Linked DNA regions of Homo sapiens: region 1 is linked to region 2. Evidence: read pairs that join two places in POLR2A ChIA-PET (ENCODE). Cell type or tissue: MCF 10A. All regions are shown on one strand. Each heading gives the region's core, and the rest is flanking DNA. Links, peaks and the distances in the headings are about the cores only.

Region 1 (10,141 bases), core at 1,368-9,367, 240 kb after region 2:
GCCACCGCCCTCTCCCAGCCTCGGGAAGCCCAAGGCCACTGCATCAGCCTGGCCCAGCCCAGAACCAGCCTCGGGCCCAGCCGGCCCAACTCAGAAAAAGGCAGGGGTCAGTCTCCAGCCTGGACTCCTCTAAAAATCAGAAAGCAGTGCCCCAGCAAACGAACAACAACAGCGCTCACCTGAAACAGTTTCACCTTCATTTTTAGAGGAGAGGAACACAATAGGAGGGCGTATTACTCCACGGGTTTTAACCCTAGCCCTTGATGCTACCAGGTATCCATGATGCCCCTAATAAAGGTGACAGTTCCTCCACTTTTCTAACATCCAGCTATTCTTTAAAAAAGTTGAACACTGCAGTTTCCGGAGAACTTTGCTATGTGAATTGCCTCACTGCAGGTGTGCTCTCCCCTAGCTCTCTCCATTCCATGCCTTAAAAGTGCCAGGTGTCTCCTCGGGAGCTGCCCTGTGCTACCGCCCCCAGTCCTGCAGCCAACCTGTTTTGCGGGTCCTGCCTCTCCATCAACTGGGACTGCTCTCTCGACAAACCACCCCAGCCCACAGCTCCTCTGGCAACCCAGCCCCTCACACCGAGGACCCATCTCACCAGTCACCTCCCTCAGCTGGGCCAACCTGTCCAGTCCATTCCTGCTTCCTGGTCTCAGGTCTAGAGACAAGACTTCCCTCCCTGAGCCTGTCCTCACTGCCTCCCTCATCTATACCATCACTGGCTCACACCGGGGTGTCTATCTGTCCCCCAATCCTGACTCCATCGAGAGACCAGAGCAGCCTCCCCAGAACACCCTTCTCAGCGGGTCCACTGCAATGGTGCAAAGGTTTCAGCGCTCCTCATTCTCTAGCCAGCAGTCAATTCCTTCCCACCACACAAACACCGGATTCTGACACCCTCTCCACTCCATCAGTGCACACTGCCACCCACACCACACATGGTCCCTTCCTCTCCTGGGGAGCTGCCTCCTTGGATCTTGAGAGTCAAATATTTAGGGCACACTAAAGTCAGACATCCTCCTTAAAGCTTCTCAAGCCATTCTGCAGTTCCGTGACCCCACTGCCTGCAGCCCACATACTTCTCTCCGGTCAGCATCCCATAACTTAGCACTAAACTCATAGCATCTGTTACTCTCCACCAGTAGTTGAGTTTTCCCAACTAGACAACAAGCTCGAGTAAAAAAAAAAAATCATATTCTTTCATATGCTTTCCATGGAGCAGAGACCACTGGAGGCCCTCAAATAATCTAGATATCAGAAACAGGGTTCCATACTCTGTCACCACTCACCTTCCACTCCCACTCCCCTTCCACAGATAGGGACATGACCTTGAACCAGTCAGCCTGGTTAACCTAAAAACCCATTCTCTTCAGGCACAGAGAAGCAAGGTGGTTACTTAGTGGTTTCAACAACTGACCTGAGACTCAGACGTCCGGGTTCAAACCTTTCACTGTAGATGTGCAAAAAAAGACCCTCCTTGGCCAGCCACAGTGGCTCACATCTGTAATCCCAGCACTATGGGAGGCCGAGGTCGGTGGATTGCTTGAGGCCAGGAGTTTGAGACCAGCCTGACCAACATGCCTAAACCCCGTCTCTACTAGAAAAAAAAAAAATTAGCCAGGCGTGGTGGCACACGCCTGTAATCCCAGCTTCTTGGGAAGCTGATCCACAAGAATTGTTTGAACCTGGGAGGAAGAGGTTGCAGTAAGGCAGAGGTTGCAGTGAGCGGAGATTGCACCACTGCACTCCAGCCTGGGCAACAGAGCAAGACTGTCTCAAAAAAAAAAAAAAAAAAAAAAAAAAGGGCCCTATTCAACTGGCAGCAATTCCCCAGTGTTGTGGGGAAGGAGGACTGGAGGCCCCAGAGAGAGCCCACCAGGGCCACCCACCATGAGGAGGAGAAAAAAAGAGAAAAGCATCCATTTATTGGATGCTTTCTATTTGCCAGGTTTGCTGGGCAGCTTGGATACATTATCTATTGCTAATTCTCATTGGCATCCCTGCTAGAGCAGTGTTATTCCAATCACAGGCAGAGACACTGAGGCCTGGAGCTCCCTTTCCAACATGCCTCCATGCGTGGGAGAGAGGGAGACAGTGAATTGTTTGAGGGGACAAGGCTTCAAAGGAAGCCCTGCACATATGCAAACCGCACGGAGAAGAGCAGAGCAAAGACAGGCCAGGCTGTCCAGCTAAGTTCACATCCAGCCGGTTCAGCATTCACATGAGAATTTCACAAGATGCTTTTTTACAAGCTACTCTTGAATATTAACATTCCAGCTTCAAATGATTATGTTTACATTTTCTGCAAGAAATATCCCACCCCACTCCTCGGAAGAGGAGACTTTAAGGATAATTTCTAAGGTGTTCATTAAGTTCAGGAGTCCCCTTGACACCAACCTAGACAAGTAAGCTTTCTTCTGTCCAGAGGTCGGGAGCTGGCCTCACCGTCGCCCTACCAGGACACTGTCAAAGGCCTTCACCAGCAACCAAAACCGGCAGGGTTGGAGAGGGTGCTTCAATGATAGAGAGACCTGTAAGACCTTGCTACTGTCCCTCCCAGGAGTGAGGCAAAAGCTTACTGGCCTCACCAAGAAAACAATGCAAAAAATAGAAGCCAACTTCCATACGTGGTGATTCTGCTTGTTCCAACCACATCTCCCTCAAATCTCCATCTCTCTCTCTGCCTAGTATCTTGAGATCTGAAGGCTGGAAGGGCCTGTGAAATGACCTAGGTCCACCCTGTAACTCAAGGTCAGCAGGTGTGCAAGTACCCTACCCACCCAACTTTCTGAGATGCCACCCTGGCCCTCTGCACCAGGCCACTCCGGAGACCACCAGGCAGCCGAGTCCAGCCTGCAGATGCTTCCTCCTCAGGAACCCAGCTCCAAGAGGGTTTAAAAGCACACTACAGACATAAATCGGTGCCAATGAATTATTCATTACATCTTATCTATAGGGAACTTATGGAACAAAGTCTCCATCCACAGGGATGAGGTGATCTTGACACAAGGCCAGACTCACAAATTACCCTTCCAGGAGTTCTAATTTTTTTTATTCACCTCAATGTGCAAAAAGCCTAATCAAACAATGATTTTAAAGATAATTTTATTGCTTTCAAGTTCCATGCAGCAGTAACTGGTGTGATAAAATGTTTTGGCTAGCAGAGGTGCAATGATCAGATGAAAATAAATTTGTTGTACAAAGAAGTGCTTCAAAGTGAATGGCGAGTATCCCTTTAAGAAGTCTTCCGTTTCTTCAGCTCCTCCTATGCACCAGGCACTGGGCCACCTCCTGGGAATTCAAAGATAACCAAGGTACCATTCCCCTCCCCAATGGTGGGGGAAAGCAATATGGGGGAGATGCCCAAATAGGAGGTATAGCAAGAGACCACAGGAGCTCAAGTCAGTGCAATCATTCTGCATGCAGAATCAAGGCCAGAGAGAGGGTGAAATTACAGCTAACTCTTAAAGGAGCTTGCCAGAGGGCAAGCTGGTAGTATTGTTTGCTATTCCAAGCAGAGGGGCTTCCACCTGCCAAGACAAAGAGACACGAATGAGTACAGCCTGAACTGTTCAAAATGTCTGGGAGGAAGGGAGGCTGAAGTTCTCTCTCAGACAGCCAAACAAAGATTTCCGAATTAAAAATAATAAAAGGCAATCATGGGGAAACAGGTTTAAGGCTTTTGACACGTAAAACTGAATAACCAGCTATATATTTTGTGTAATCTCAGCAAGAAAGATTCTGAAAATATCAATAAAACATGAAACAAAATACATAAAATTAGCTAGCGAAATATAGACGGTGTGGGACCTAACACAACACTGGATGTATTTATTCTTATTCTCTGTGAGTATTTCTGGCTGGCGAGCATCTTAACCACATAGAATAGCCAAAGGGGAGAGAGAAGAGAATGAAAGTGTTACTACCTGTTTAAATAGAGCAATGGAAGGTAAATCTTGCTGTATTTTTCCAAATGAAATCAGTAGTGTTTTTTTAATCTCTAATCTCAAATATTTTGGAGCTTTAAATTTATTAAAGTCCTGTAAAATTATCTTAAAACTCTAACTGTAAAAGACACACTAGGTGTTAACAGCTCTGCCATGGAGTTGCAGTGCGCCTGTCTGCATCACTTAGGAAGACCCTAATTCTCTCAGGACAGCTCGCACTGACACAGTAGAGTAACCTTAATCCAAAACTGTAGCCCAGTGATTTCTACAGAAGTCTGTAGTATCCACATTTTCTTGCAATCAGTCCCCAGGAAGCAAGCCAGAGAGTGGGTTGGGATCGCTATCTTCCTCCTTGGGGCACTATTAATTCAGTCACCTAATATGCTGAATTTCCCTTCTGGCCACTAGATGGAGCCTATGCATAGGCGAGATGGGCAAAGTGCACACTGGACACCTCTCAGGTGTGAGCAGAAATTGACAAATGACAATATTAAGGGAGAAAGTGTAATAAACAGATCTCTGAAATGGAAGGCAAACTGCAGGGGGATGACCATCGTTTACTGAAAAAAAAAATCACAACTGTTTAATAAGCAACATGCCATCTTGTTAATAAACACCTTAGCAAAATAAAGTTTTATTATACATTTATTGAGCACCTATGTGCCAGGTTCTATAACATATTTAAATGGCAAGGACAATCAAACATCAAGTAAGCCTTATATTTCTATCCAAAGAACATCTCTGTTCGAGGATGTCACAACCCTAAGAACAGTAGCAGTTGAAGTCCAAGGGCTTAATACCAGGTGCCAGGTTCTATTCTAGGCACTTGACATGTGTACGAATTTGATTTCTATGAATGTTTAAAGTAGATTCTATTAAAATTATAATTTCACAGATGAGGAAACTGAGGCACAAGAAGATTAAATTATTTGCCTGAGAGCTTAGCTACTGAAGAGCTGAGATTCAAACCAGCCACTTTGGCTCCATGGTCCTAATAAAATTACAAGCAAGGAACAAGACAAATCACTGTCAACCAGCAAAACCGTGGGTTATGAACTCAAAAGGAGTAATGGGAAAGTAGATCTATACAAGTTAGGGAAATCCCAAAAACCTTCAAGAAGGAAGAGGAATTTGACTTGGAAATGTAAAGATGGCATCTCTGACCTATTCAAACCACAGAAAAGGCATATGGGGGAAAGGAATCACCTGACTTAGCGTGCTGCCTTTTGAAAGTTATGATCTTGTCCCTATTTTACAGATCCACCTGGAACTTGGAAATTATTTCAATTTAAAAAACCTATTCTATTTCCTCACAATTTTTCTGACTTTGGTTTTCTAAACCTGTTAGAAAAGGTTTTCATTCTGTTGTTTAGTGAGAAAAGGAGAAATGTCTCCCCCAAATATTTTTAAGTCTCCGCATTTCTATCAAGACTCAGAAAAGTTAATAACTTTAGGACCAAAGAACTAATTGGCAGCTAAGGAGAAACTAAAGCTATGGTGACCTTCCTGTGTTCTTAAGCGGCACTTTCTGCTATTCAGTATTGAGGATGGAAGGAGAAGTAGCAGAGTAGTGAAGAGGAAAAACATTCTCAGCTATGGAAACAGCAGAAGCAAAAACTTGAAGACAGGCATAACACAGCTTCCTTTCCATCAAGCTAATGCACAGATGCTGGGGAGTACCAGGAACTAACAGTGGATCCCTACAGCACAGGATTACTAAGGACCTGTTTCATTACTTGATTCTAAGGACCCTGGACTTGATCCTAGGACCACAAGAGGCACGTTCTGAGTATTTGGAGCTGGCAAGTCCATCAGACTAAGGGAATGGTACAGGAACTGGTTCAGAGGCCAACTCAGCATGTAGTCAGAGTCAATGCAGGTCTGCACTGGACCAGGCTGGATCCCGGAATAGGGGTCAATCTGAGCGATTTCAAGTGACTCAGTGAGATCGAAAGGCAACATTCAATTAATGAGTCTCCCCAGAAAAGGACAGGCTGCAGAACTGAAACTGAACAAATTCCATCCTGAGCCAATCTCTGTTGCTGAAAATTTTACTGAGGTGCATGTGAGAAAGAAAATCCCAATTGTATCACCTGACGAAGAAAGGCTACCATAACAAAAGTTCTGTACCTACGACTACACGATATCATGTTGTGACCTAACATATGCAGTGAACTCATTATCCACAGAAATCAGACAACAGAACTAAGGGAAGCCTCACAGCAGATCTCCCTCTGCTGCTACTGGTCTCTGTGTTCATTTGTTTTCGTGGCAATCTGTGCTTCTCTTTAAAGTCCTGAGTCTGTAAGCTTGTGTATTATCCCACTAAAATGAGACTCAGGGAAATTAGGTAAAGAGAATAAATACAGGACAACACAGATAAATGTGGACACAACTGAGAGGGATTTTACAATCTAGACAGAATTAATAGCTAATGACTTAGAAAACACTTTGTAAGCTGATGCAGTCAATTGGATCATGGGCTCCTACCTGGAATTTCTCTCCATGCTTCCTACTTTTTCCAGGAAGTTATCAAAGGTCACTAAGACGCTTTGAATTTGGGGAAAACTCCTACAAATAAATTCATCTCTCCCTAATTACCATTAGACTTCTGTTCTTTAAAGTTCTATTGACTAAACTTTGGCTGACTTAAATTGGTGATGTCTCATTTACGTAATCAAGCACATATTCCCAATAACCAACTTTACAGAGACTAACCACGACTATATTTTTTACAGCAGAGGACAAGCTGAAAGCAATCACAATGTATCAGGAAAAATTTCAAGTTATGCTCTATAAAATATTTATGCTCTAACAACTATCAAAATATATTTGTTCTCCCATGTCAAGAGTAATTTTTAAAGTGGTATTTATTTTTAAACTGACAAATAATTCCAAAGCCAGTTTGAGAAAGCTAGTGCCATGTTAAAAAGAAAATGGTTGAACAAAAGTATACAAAACAGCAACAACAATGTATTTCAAACTCGCAGAATTTGGACGATGGACGGATGGATGGAGATACACAATTCTGAACAAACGGCATTCGTATTATGTAACTCTTACTGAAGTAGAGACCTATGGTATTAAGGGGGCTAAGACTGAGGAGTGAGATAAAACAAAGTTTCAAACTCCTCCCCGCAAGAACTTTCTGGATTAGCAAGACTACTTTCTAAAGTCTTTAAAATATGCAAAAAAACAAAAAAAAAATGTTTTCCAGACTATTACCAGGTGAGCAATTTATTTTTATATATGTATTTTGTGTGTGTGATGGAGTCTCGCTCTGTCACCCAGGCTGGAGTGCAGTGGCATCATCTTGGCTCACTGCAACCTCTGCCTCCTGGGTTTCAGCAATTCTCCTGCCTCAGCCTCTCACGTAGCTGGGATTATAGGCACGGGCCACCACGCCCGGTTAATTCTGGTATTTTTAGTAGAAAGGGGGTGCACCATGTTGGCCAGGCTGGTCTTGAACTTCTGACCTCAAGTGATCTGCCCACCTTGGCCTCCCAAAGTGCTGGGGTTACAGGCAGGAGCCGCTGTGCCCAGCCAGGTGAGCAGTAAGGTAGGCCCAGCTATCGCTGCAGTGTGTGATGGCCCCATCCACAGGTGTGCACATCTTCCCCATGTGACTAGCCAGCCGCCCCACTACTCCAAAGAATGTGAATGCTTCAAGACCACCAACCACCAAGTGAGCTCCATGGACACAAGGCCCAACAACTTATATTGCAATCGTAGGTGTTCATCCCTCACCATAAAAGAAACTACTTTCTGTTGTGGTCCAGTGAAAACAGAAGAGCAATCTATGAGTTTACAAATTCTTGTAGGCTGGGGGCGGTGGCTCGCACCTGTGATCCCAGCCCTCCGGGAGGCCGAGGTGAGTGGATCGCTTGAGTCCAACCTGAGCAACATAGCAAAACCTCGTCTGTACTAAAAATACAAAAAATTAGCCAGGCATGGTGGTGTGTGCCTGTAGTCCCACCTACTTGGGAGGATCACTGGAGCCTGGGAGGTCAAGGCAGAATCAAGCCGTGATCACACCACTGCATTCCAGCCTAGGTGACCAGAGACCCTGTCTCAAAAAAAAAAAAGAAAAAAAAATCTGTAGTCCAGGGCAGGAAAAAGAAAAATTTTAAGCTTGCTTACTAGTTTGTTTCGTTTTATTTTTTTTTTTAATAAACATGGCAGTAACATCTATAGTTTGACGGGTATCTTTAAAAACTTATGGTAAGACATTTTACAGTATCAAATAATTTCTAAACCTAAAGAACTGCATCCAGTAAGTACTCAACATGTATTTACTGTGGAAGAAAAGAGGGAGGGAAAACGACTATTTCTCAGTTCAAGTAAGGAAATATCAGTTTTTCCTTAAGATTTGAAAATAAAACATAAGTAAAGCCGGCATCAGTGGAAAAAAAGGGAGAGAAATCTTCAAAAATGGTATCTGGGACTTTCAAACGAGTAAAATTGACCATTTAAAAACTTAGTCTTCAAAAGTCCAAAAGTCTCAAAATCAAAGGTATTGTTAATACTTTGAGTCAAATAAAACCAAAGCAATTTAACAAAAGAAAACATCATGCCGAGGAAGTATGCTTCTCTTGAGATAACAATCTAACTTGTTTTAAAGATCCTTTGTTTACTAACCATTTTATATTCCAAATATATGTTCCTTCCTCAGAACAAATCAATTCTTTTCCAGACCCTCGGGGATGGGGGTGCAGGCATGAGGGGATGTGTACATATATCAAAGTTTTAATCTTTTCAAATAGTGGAACTCAGTTATGCTTCCCAAATGTCAACAGGTCTCAATGTCCACAAACACTGGGGCTGCTACCCTCCCCCATCCCCACTTAAAGCCACATCACATCTTTACAAATAACTGGAAAACCTCCTCTTGCTAAGCTGATGCCAAACACCATTTTCCAGGAGGGATCAGAGTGCATCACTCATTAGGCACTTTGTTGTCTCTAAAGTGTTCAGAATTTTCCTTCAGAACATCTCAGACTGGAAATCAAGAAACTATATCCGTAACATGTGTGCAACTATTATATATTTAGTACAATTGAGAAGAGCTCATCCCCTGGACTCAGCACCTGTCCTAAGCTGGCTAAGAAAAGCAGTTCAAATCAAGTTCGCCCACAGGCGCAAATACCTCTTCCATGAACTAGGTCTGATTTTTAAATGAGTTTTGAAAACAAATTGGGGAAAATCACAACCTATAAAGAAATGTATCTTGTATGCTTTACAATTAAAAAACAAAAACTTTCAGGATTTGTCTCCTCACTCTTACTCCCTCACGCTTTTAAAAACACCAAGTTATTTACAAATTATAAAATGCCCTGAAATTATGAATGCTTCCTGATTTCTAGAAAGCTAACTAAGCAATATGTAATCCAGAAAACTTCTGAAATAAGTTCCATCTTTCTTACAACTCAAAACATGCTATGCAACGTTCATGTACACACCTGTGACTCCTAATTTTTGGAAAAAGGCAACTACAACACTGCAGTTTGTAAATCACAATTGCCATATCCAATGTTATAAAGAAGACAGTGCCGCCAGTCAAGATGGGTTAACATCACCTGTATGTCACAGTCTACAGTGACATCCCAATATAACGGAAAGCACCAATGAGGCAAAAAAGGTATAGGGTAAAGGCTTCTGATGAACAACACTAGAGTCCTAAGTCTACAGAAATATTTTTAAAAGAACCTTTAAAATGCTAACTACTGTCTACTTGAAAACTGCACCCTATACTGAGTCTGAAAAAAAATCTGAATTTCAAGAAAGGTGGTTTCATGCAAGACTCTGCAGGTTCATGCACTGAGTAGCACAAGGTCAGCTTTCATACAGTAGGTGCACAATAAGTGCAGGCTGGATTCAGTTGCTTCTTACAGCACATTCTTACAAAACAAATGAAACCAGATTTAAAAGGAAACCACCGTCCCTTGAGGGTTCCTCTTGGCAAAAACTCTAAGGCAACAAGTGAAAATGATACAGTTGATTTTCATTACTGCCCTGATCTTGCAACAATAGGAAGGGCAGGAAACATTTTTATTAGTAAACTAAGCCTTAGACAAAGACCAAAAGCAAATGTAAACAACAATTATTCTCTAGGTCTTTTCCTATTGAAAGGCCAGGGTAAATCTGGATAAATGCACACAGTTTCAAAACAAAAATGCCTTTGCCACATT
Region 2 (10,141 bases), core at 613-8,612:
GGCAGCAGACAATGCCAGGGTTGACTTCTGAGTCCTCTGTGCTGATGGGCCTGATCCCCATGGACCGTGAATCCTTCTTCTCCTCTTCCTGCTCTGCTTCTTACTAAGTTTGGGAATCAGTGCAGTACTTTGAGTGACTTCTAAGATCCACTCACAGATCTAATGTATAAACACACAAAGGAGAAAGAACCCCAGCCCTCCCTGCAGAGCCAGCGTAGCCAGGACAAAACAGAACCCCTAAGGCTTCGTCTGCCCTGGAGGCTATGTCCATTGGGGATCTCTCTGCATCTGGTGAGGGTCTTCATTTACACCCAAACCAGGACCTCTAACCAGCTGGTCAATCCTCAGCCTGATTCTCATTTACAGTAAAGCACAAATTATGGTTACAATGCTGCCAAGCAGCCCTGTGACATTTTCCTGAACATTCACAAAGGGACGTCAGACCAGGAAGGAGTTCAGAGACTGGGACCCAGGACCAGAAATGCCATGAATGAGCTGCACAGCCATGCGCAGATCCCTTAGTGCTATCTGTAGCCCTGTTTACTCACTCGTAGGACAACAAGGGGAATGCACAGGTGACATCTAAGCTCCCTGTCTACTTTAAGAACGACCAGAAGGAGTCACAGAGCCACCACGGAATCTGCATCACAAGCCTGAAGCCCAACCCTTTCCTGAGCACTGGGCTCTCTGTCCACACAAGTGCTGGGGGTGGAGGTTGGAGTCCTGCCAGCACAGGGGTGCAGTGAGCACACAAGTGAGTCGAAAGACAGAGCCTCTGAAGCTAAGTCAGGCTCCTCACACGCCCATCTTCAGGCCTCTGGACACATTAGTGACCACCAAACCGGTAGCAAAAACTTGTAAGTCAACAGTTCTTTCCTTTCAGTAAGGGCTCCCTCCTGAACACACAGCTATCCTGGAAAAGCAGCATAAGACATTGTCCAAATGATCCCAGATCTGGTCAATGCAACACAAGGTGTGTTTCCTGGGGAGCAGTGCCAGGATATGGCCCAGCTGGCGCTACTGTTGCTGGGGGTAGACCCCATCCATACCTGCTGTTTCTCACTACCAGGCTGCAGGTGACACTGCTGGAGGTCAGAGGGGCTCCATGCAGTCATACAACGGAAGGAGGGATGGAGTGGAAATGGATGTGTCATAAGCCCATTCTTGCTCATAGGTTTCTCCAGCTCCAAAGGAGACTGCAGCGATGCACCCCCAAATGTCGGGCTGCTTCCAGGTACCTGAGTTAGTTACAGGACAAAATCTCCTTGTTGATGAAGAAACCTCTGGGCTGCCGGTAAGGACCAATTAATCAGGCCAAACTTCCATCTACACCCAGAACCAGGCCTCTTTTCATAAACTAATTTCACTAGCAGGGAACGGAACCACACCAAAAATACCTTCTGAACAAAACATTCTTCTCCCCCACGGGAGGAAGCATGAATTATAAACCAGGAATTTGACAAATGAATGGCAGGCACACTGAAATTCTGTGTATTTGACTAATCACTTTGAAAAGCAAGATTATCTTTTTACAGTAAACACAAACATTTTTTACAATCATTGAAGAGGCTGGGAGCCAGGATACCAATATCAATAAAACCCAGGCATTATGGAGCCTGTGGAAGCTAAAGAAAAATAAAAATAAAACCCTTGTCAAAATAATAATCAAGCCATTCATGAGCTGCCTGTCAATACCATGCTTGTTTTTCGAGCCACAGCTTGGGGCAAGGCTCCCCGCTAAATTCCTTCCATGATTAGGTGAGAATTAAGAGAAGGTAAAAGGCAGAGACCTGTCTGCACATCTTTAAAATATGCATACGCTAAAGTTATCATTGTTTCCTGAAGAAAAAGATTACTTAAGTAAATTATTCAGTAAATGTGATTTCCTAATTGTTTCTTAGCTTACTGCCTTTACATTCAAAGAATGCTTTTAAAAATTAGGTTTTTTTTTTTTTTTCCCCTTGAGACAGGGTCTCACTCTGTAATCCAGGTTGGGGTGCAGTGGTGCAATGACAGAGCACTGCAGCCTCAACTTCCCAGGCTCAAGCTACCCTCCTACCTCAGCCTCCCAAGTAGCTGGGACCATAGGTATGCCCCACCATGCTTGGTTAATTTTTCTTTTCTTTTTTTTTTTTAACAGCTGGTATCTCACTATGTTGCCCTGGCTGGTCTCAAACTCCTGGGCTCAAGCAATGCCTTGCCATGGTCTTCCAAAGTGCTGGGATTACAGGTGTGAGCCACCACACCTGACCAGTTACTTATTTTTCTTTAGCTTCCATGTGCTCTATGATATCCAGATTTTATTGATATTGGTATCCTGGTTCTCAGCCTTCTCTATGTTGTAAAAAATGTTTATTTCTACACTTGGGTAGGCCCTATCTCCCAATCTGTAGACCACACAGGATGGGAACAGTTGGTTATCTTCCTGAGGACATCTCTATGTTATCTCTATCGATATTTGAGTGGTGAAGACAGCCCCAGGTACACGGTTCAGAGCACTCCATCTGGGAATCCAAAGGTCAGGTCTGAGCCTCATCTCCAGCATTTACTGAGGAACCCCTCTGGGCAAAAGATTTATTCAGCTCTCCCAGGCTGGAGTCTCTCAGCTGCAAACTGGGGGTGCCTTCCCTGCTTTTCTGGCTGAGGCCAGTTGGAAGAATTGGATGGGCTAAACATAAAAGGATACCGTGAGCTTTTAATCACCCCACAAAAGTGCAGGATGACATGTGCTATTCTCTGAAGTGTGAAAGTCCCCTGGAACAAAGTCTCAGAACAGGAAGGTCCTGTGCCCTGATAAATGGAGCTGAACCCGAGGTCTCCAGCCTACAGAGGTAGGAAGGGACAGTTTCCCCATTTTCAGTGCTTGCTGACATACTGAAAACAATTCTGCAATTATACAACCAATCATTCCAGTTCCTTCCTTCGAGGAGAAAATTGCCTCTTCACGGCTGTCTCTAGGGGGCATCAGAACCCAGGACACAGGCTGTCATCAGCAACAGAGCCATCTGCAACTGATAAGAGTATTTGGCCTTTTTTGCCTTTCTGCAGATGCTCCCACCAATCCATCTGCAAACAGGCTGGTTTATATCATGTCCACTCTCCCCCAAATCCAATATTTACATCAACCTTAGGGGTTCAGCAAGGGTGGATATGTCTATCTAGGTGGAACCAGGCACCATACAGATATTCAGACAATGTTTCCTCTTTGTTTAGGTGTTTCTTAAAAATAGCTTTACTTCTGAAGTATAACCTGCCTATCAAATATTCACCCATCAGGCCAGGCACGGTGGCTCACACCTGTAATCCCAGCACTTTCAGAGGCCGAGGCAGGCAGATCACGAGGTCAGATGATCGAGACCATACTGGCTAACATGGTGAAACCCCGTCTCTACTAAAAATACAAAAAAATTAGTCGGGCGTGGTGGTGAGCGCCTGTAGTCCCGGCTACTCGGGAGGCTGAGGCAGGGGAATGGTGTGAACCCGGAGGCGGAGCTTGCAGTGATCCGAGACAGCGCCACTGCACTGCAGCCTGGGTGACAGAGTGAGACTCCATCTCAAAAAAAAAAAAAAAAAAAAATTCACCCATCATTCCATGAGCTTCCGTAAATTTACACAACTGTCCAACCATCACCACTACTCAGTTCCAGAACACTTCCATCATCCAAGAGTTCCCTCATTCCCATTGGTGGTCAATCTCCACCTCTTCCTTGCAGCCATCCCTGGTCTGCTTTCTGTCTCTATAGTTTTGCCTTTTCTGCAAATTACATACGAATGAGTCATATAATATGTAGTCTTTTGTGTCTGGATTTTTTCTTTTCACTTAGCCTAATGTTTTAGAGGTTCACCCATGTTGTAACACGTGTCATACTTCACGTCTTTTTATTGTTGAGTAGTCAGTTGTCCTTTGTGCCACATTTCATTTATCCATTTATCTTTCTATCCACTCATCTGCTGATGAACATCTGAATGGTTTCCAGTGGGTCTTTCTTTTGGGCTGGGGGTCGGGGGAATCCCGGGAGGCTATTATGAGTAATACTGCTACCAGCATTCATACACAAGTCTTGTGTGGGCATGTTTTCATTTCTCTTGGGTGGATCCCGGAATTGCTAGGTCACAGGGTTGGTGTATATTTTCCAAAAGTCCCAGGGAAATGTGAAAAAGCGGCCATGTTTCAGCCTGACCTTTGAGCTCCAAGAAGGTATTACAAAGCACTGCGTGTTGCACAGTCGAGTGGTAGGAACAAAAGCATAGAAATGCCTATCCGCGAATTTCAATTCTTTTAACTCACCACCCTCCATCTACTTTTTCCTTCTTCTTTTCAAGGCAACAATCCTTGGTAGCACCAAATAATGTGAAACTTTAACTCCTTATTTATCTGATGCCATCAGGAAACAAGGTTGTCCAAACAAGGGGATTTTCCAGATAGTGAAAATATTCTCTTACTCAAGAGCTTAAAAATTAGCTATTTTATAAAAATTGTGTACATGTGGATTACAAAACCTGTTTCCTTTGTAAACAGCAGAGCGGTCTTGATTTTCTTAATGTCTAAGGTCATTACTCTAGAAATACACCCTATGGTGTCCTTGAGGAAACCATGGCTATGGCTTTTGTAACTGGGTTACAAAATCAGCTCACGCCGAGTGCGATATAAAAGTCAACAGGCTCTGAGTGAGGAATAAGAGCTCTACTCTATGTAAAATGCTTGAATTTTCTGTTCTGGATGGCTCAGGAGACTTTTTGAGGGGGATCTCAGTGACATTTTGGAAAGCCAAGGTTGTCAGAGTTGAAGGATCTCTGTACCTTGAATTGTTCTGTTCTCCATCAAAAACAAAAGGCTACAGAACAGAACTTTCATCCTATTGAACCAAATGGAAACATTTATGTTATCACTGGCTATAAAAGAAGTTCAAGAAGGCCGGGCGTGGTGGCTCAAGCCTGTAATCCCAGCACATTGGGAGGCTGAGGCGGGCGGATCACAAGGTCAGGAGTTTGAGACCAGCCTGAACAACACGGTGAAAGTCCGTCTCTACTAAAAGCAAAAATAAGCCGGGCGTGGTGGTGCGTGCCAGTAATCCCAGCTATTCAGGAGGCTGAGGCAGGAGAATCGCTTGAACCCAGGAGGCAGAGGGTGCAGTGAGCCGAGACAGCGCCACTACACTCCAGCCTGGGCGACACAGCAAGATTCCATCTCAAAAAAAAAAAAAAAAAAAAGTTCAAGAAAATAGTGTGACACGTGTTAACAACATGGGTGAACCTCTAAAACATTAGGCAGCAGTGTGAGGGGAAAATATTTAGGAAAAAAAACCGTCAAAGTGCTTTGTGATATGCACATGGGAAGAAATGAAGGGATAAAGCAGTGGTTTCCAATCTTTGCTGCCTGCTGAAGTGCCTAGGGATCTTTAGACAAGCACTGATTCCTGGATCCTAACCCCAAACGCTCCTATTGAATTGGGGTGGGGGTGCAACTTGGACATCAGGATTTCTCAACTCCACCCCTGCCCCCACCCCCAATGATTCCATAATGTGTAGCAAAGTTTGAGAAACACTGGGATGAAAGCTATCTTGGCTTAAACCAAAAGCACACCGAAATAAAAATTTCAGACAGCTCTGCTAACACTCCTCTATTCAAAAGCCTTGAATACGTTCCATGGTCTTCCTAAATTATAACCCTTTATACCTGCGTGCAAAACATCTTACATAACTCTAGTACCACCCACCTCTCCAGTGTTAGTTGCCCAACAGGCCCCAGGATGCCCCAACTCGTTGCCTTTGCTCCTGCCACCCTACCTTGAATTGCCTTTCTTCACTTCAATCCTCTGCTTTCCTCAAGTTTTTCCCGAAAGCCTTCAAGGCCCATCTCAAATGCCACCTCTTGTCAGAAGCCTGTCTGATCTTCTCAGGTATCTGGCTCTTCTCCATGCCTAGGGCACATTTCTTTCTTTCCCTTGTATCACTGTGCGAGTTCTGCTTTGCACTGCTGATGTTTATCTGACTATCGTATCCTGTCCTTCTCTTTCTCGCTCTGACTCTTCCCTTCTTGCAGAAGTGAGGGCAGCTAGTGAAGGGGCCAGACCTAACTCTGTCCCTGAGTCTAAGGAGAAATGAACAGCTGAGGTGTTGCTAGCGGTCTCAACACCTGAAGCAAACAGAGCTCTTGGGGAGCTCATCATCGTGAGGATGGGCTATACCTTTGTGGTCATGGGCCAGGAAGACAGGGTGAGAGAAAACTTCCCATCGGGAGGTAAAAGATTCTTAAGAGCCCAAGCTCAAGAAAGAGCCTCTTAGAAGCTGCACGCAGGAATGAAAGGCTGGAGCCAGCATCCTTGGAGCTGCAGGACTACTGGGGAGCAGCAGCAGCAGGGAAAACCCAAGGCCCACTTGCCCTCCCCTGCATCTAAAATGGTAAGAGCAGGCCAGGGGCCCGGGCTTACCTGGAAAGCCTCCCAAACACCTGAGCACGCAACCTTAAAAAGATTTTGCTGATGCTTCAGGTTTTATGCAAGTTTCAGATAATGAGAAAGACATCATAAATATTCTTGCAAATAAAAATCAGGCTTTAATTTCTAACTACATTTAAGTGCACAATACTTAGTTAACACTCCATGAAAAGGTAACCACATAATAATTCCTAATGGAAATTAATTAAACTCTCCTCTCAGCATTCACCTCTATGTCTATCATTTGCTTAGTCTAGAAACAAAAAAGTATATCATTAAGCAACAAGAAAATTTGACAGCTACTGCTCTGCTGAAGAAGAAATGCTCACAGACACCCGAGATTCCAGAAACACAAACCTACTTAGAAAAAAAAAAAGCGGAGAAAAATTCATTTTAAAATTTAATACAAGAAACAATAATCATCACCTTAAACTGGTAGGGCCTCAGCTTGCCAGGTAAGTGACTGAGGAGTCTGGGGCTGGGTGCAGCGGCAGCCTCCTTCGATTTGCAATGAGAAAGAAGTTTTTTAAGGATTGGTGTTCCCCAGTGGGGAGGACACTGTGCTTTTCAAGGATGGAATGAAGAGCTGCCCGCTCTCGTTAGCTCTATCAGATGATGGAATTTTAAGAATTTAAGACTGACCAAGAGTTAGTCTGAGAAAAACAGGGAGGCTGTAAAGAAACCCTTATGCAGTAACTTTATCCAGTTGGGGCAGATAAATCAGCAAAGACAACCTTTCCCATGACCTTCTCGCCTCTTCTTTTCCTAAATTATTTTCCCAAATTCTCTTTGGAAGGAATTCACTCTTTAATTGATAACTCCTTTTATTTTGAAGCATTCACTTAAAGCCTGGCAAGAGTCGTATTTAAAAGGGAGAGTTTAAAGAGAAAAGTACATATGCAAAGGTACACACAGGCTGACGGCTGGAAAGCAATTGTGCATGCAATAAGCACCGGCTTTTATCCTCCAGTGAAAAGCCCACGGTTATTTTAAAACCCCTATCACAAAGCAGGCCTGTGCCAAGGCAAAAACTCTATCAATAGTGCAAATCCTGTAAACTAATCAATAAAAACCATCTCGTGAATCCGGGTTTCTTTCTAACAAAACGAACCGCCCATGCTCCTCCCGTGCTCTCACTTCCAATATCTTAAAAGATGGAGCAGTTGTGCGTAGTAGAGTACAGCATCCTGAGGCAGATGAGGGTCGCGCGAACAATGATTTCACAGGGAGGTGAGCACTCCAGACCAACTGCTGTCATTCTTGGCAGAAAAGCCCTAAGCGCACCCCCGTCTGCCGTCTCACTGGTCACAGTCAGACACGCAACCCTTGACTGATGAGGCAAAATCCAGTAAGGGTGATAACATCTCTGTTTTCCAAACAGCAACCTCCTAAGAATGGAGAACCATGACTCCACCCAAGACCTACTCGAGCAGCACAGGCAATACTGCGGCTTCCTCCTTTCTTCTCTTTAACAAGGCAGGGAGGGCTCTTACCTCAGCAACACAGTTTCATAAGCACGCTGCTTATTTTGTAATAGAACGTCAGCTCATGAAATTTGGGGCACTTACCCTTCTAGCTGCTCCTCTCCTAGGATGAGGCGAAGGTTTTTTAGGAAGGACAAGGAGACCAAGGCATGAGAATGGCGGATCTTCACGTAGCCCGTCACCACCTCGATGAGCCCCATGAAGTTCTCCAGCTCTGAAGCAATGTTATCTACATTGAAAGGGGATTGTGTCACTGTGTGCTCACTTGGTGTAAGGGTGACATACTTGGATTCTTACAAACACAAGTGAGAACAATTCAACGGCAGGTGCCCCCTGAGATGCTCCCAGCACAGGACTGGCTGCTCCCTGACAAAAACACACTTCCCTGGCTTGACTCTCAACAACGACTCCTGGAACGAGGCCTCCCAGGCAGGGGAAGCCAAGTTTCTAGGAGGCTGGGGGGTACTGCAGCTCCCAAGCTGATTAACAAAATATAAAATCATAAATACCAGACTGCCAATTAGCTAAGGCTGACGAATGTAGGGAACGTCTTTTAATATGCTCTGTCAACAGACAGTATGGCCCCCACAGTACAAGGGCATGACTAAATCAACATTTTCTCCATCTCATTAGGAACTGCCTTTGCTGCCTTTCTAATTCCTAAGATACAGGGATCTATATTTAAAGGTTCCATTTTACTAAGACTTGAAGAAAATACACCAAAATGTTAACAATGGCTATCTATGAGGGATTTTTAAAAATTCATTTCTGCATTGCTAAATTTTCTATAGTATTTATGTATTGCTTTTATAACTAGAAAATAGTTGGAAAAATAGTTGAAAATAGTTGGAAAAATAGTTGCTAATAAAGATGTACAAACATAATATGCAAACAACAGGTTTCATCTTGTTTAGTCTACCTTTTTCTCATAGTAAACAAAAACCAATTTTCAGTTCAACTAATGCTAAAATTATAATAAACACTATAATGAACTGGGTGTGGTCCAATTAATGGGATTTTACTGTGCGTAATTTATGAAGACATATTTAATAAAATGCTCTATTTTGCTTTGAGTTGATACAAATAAAATAATAAGGGTACTAAAGGATAAAGCCCTACATCTAATTTAATTTAATAGCTTTCCAAGAAAAATTAAAGGGAAGTTCAAGTTGGAAAGATGAGAGGTTGCGTGCAGTTGATGTTTTAAGGAAGAGATCCTGAATTTTAAACGTGGGGCAGGAAGCATGCCTTAGTCAAGATCAGGAAATTTCCCCTCTAATGAGATGTCCCATCATCCTAAATCCAATCTATTTCCTGCAATGGACATAAACCAGAAGACACATTTCATCATCATGCATCAATATGTACCAATCCCTTCATAAATGATACTTCTCCATGGGTTTAATTCACAGATTAAATTTTTGTCTTCAGGACAGGAAGATAAAAAAGTTTAGGCACTCAAAAGGTATGTTCTAGGGATAAGCAAATTAAAAGTAAATGAGGAAATGCAGACACAGCCAAAAGAATTAAACATCAGAAGTACCATGAGAGTGGGCAAGCCCTAGTTGTGGGGAACAGAGTTATCTCCATCACGGAGGGCTGGGAGTGGGTGTATTGTGAACAGCAACAAGGGATATCAACTAATTCAGAAGAACTAAGCACAAACTTGTTTCTGTCCTTTCTAAACCTTAAGAATACAGTCTACTCATTTAACAAATATTAAGGAAAACACATTCTCAAAATACATTATTTTTCCTCTCAAACTGTAAAAAAAAAAAAAAATTCTTCATAAAAGGATTCCCCCCCCAAAATTCCTTTCAACTTCAAAGCCATTTTACGATATTTATTCTAGCTTATAAAACTATCAGTACCTTGACCAAGTGGTCCCAGTGGCAGAGAATTTAAGGCACCATTACTAGAAGCCCTTGGCAATGAAAAATCAGAAGTGAAAAGATTTTTAAAATTATCCAGACATGGTAGTGTGTGCCTGTGGTCCCAGCAACGTGGGAGGCTGAGCAGAAGGATTGTTTGAGACTAGGAGTTCCAGGTTACAGTGAGCTATGATTATGCCATTGCACTCCAGCCTGGGTGATACAGTGAGACCCTGTCTCAAAACAAAACCAAAAAACAAACACACAAAAAACCAAAGAAGTGAAGAGATCATAGGCTAAGTCAGTGGGAAATCCTTTGCACAAATCCAACTCAGAAGCAACTTACCAG

What was found. Peaks named below come from ENCODE experiments on the same cell type or tissue, not always from the same donor. Only the 100,000 strongest peaks of a DNase experiment are listed, where the experiment ranks them.
Region 1: POLR2A ChIA-PET joins it to region 2 with 22 read pairs; 7 of 35 experiments call an interaction of 5 or more read pairs at or near these places.

Annotation. Positions count from the first base shown.
Region 1 is chr15:98,653,625-98,663,765 of GRCh38, reverse strand. The region is part of intron 1 of IGF1R (insulin like growth factor 1 receptor); the gene reads right to left. Among named protein-coding and RNA genes, the nearest start is that of IRAIN, 7.9 kb to the right of the region's middle. RefSeq lists silencers at 312-606, 4,312-4,606 and an enhancer at 1,683-2,493. In MCF 10A, for the core only: a CTCF peak has its summit at 4,365 (motif pointing right); DNase peaks (open chromatin) are centred at 4,355 and 5,845.
Region 2 is chr15:98,897,486-98,907,626 of GRCh38, reverse strand. It overlaps IGF1R (insulin like growth factor 1 receptor), which reads right to left. Exons shown (of 21, transcript NM_000875.5): 5 at 8,006-8,150. Among named protein-coding and RNA genes, the nearest start is that of PGPEP1L, 110 kb to the left of the region's middle. RefSeq lists an enhancer at 10,121-10,141. In MCF 10A, for the core only: a CTCF peak has its summit at 2,955 (motif pointing right); DNase peaks (open chromatin) are centred at 706, 2,966, 3,756 and 4,086.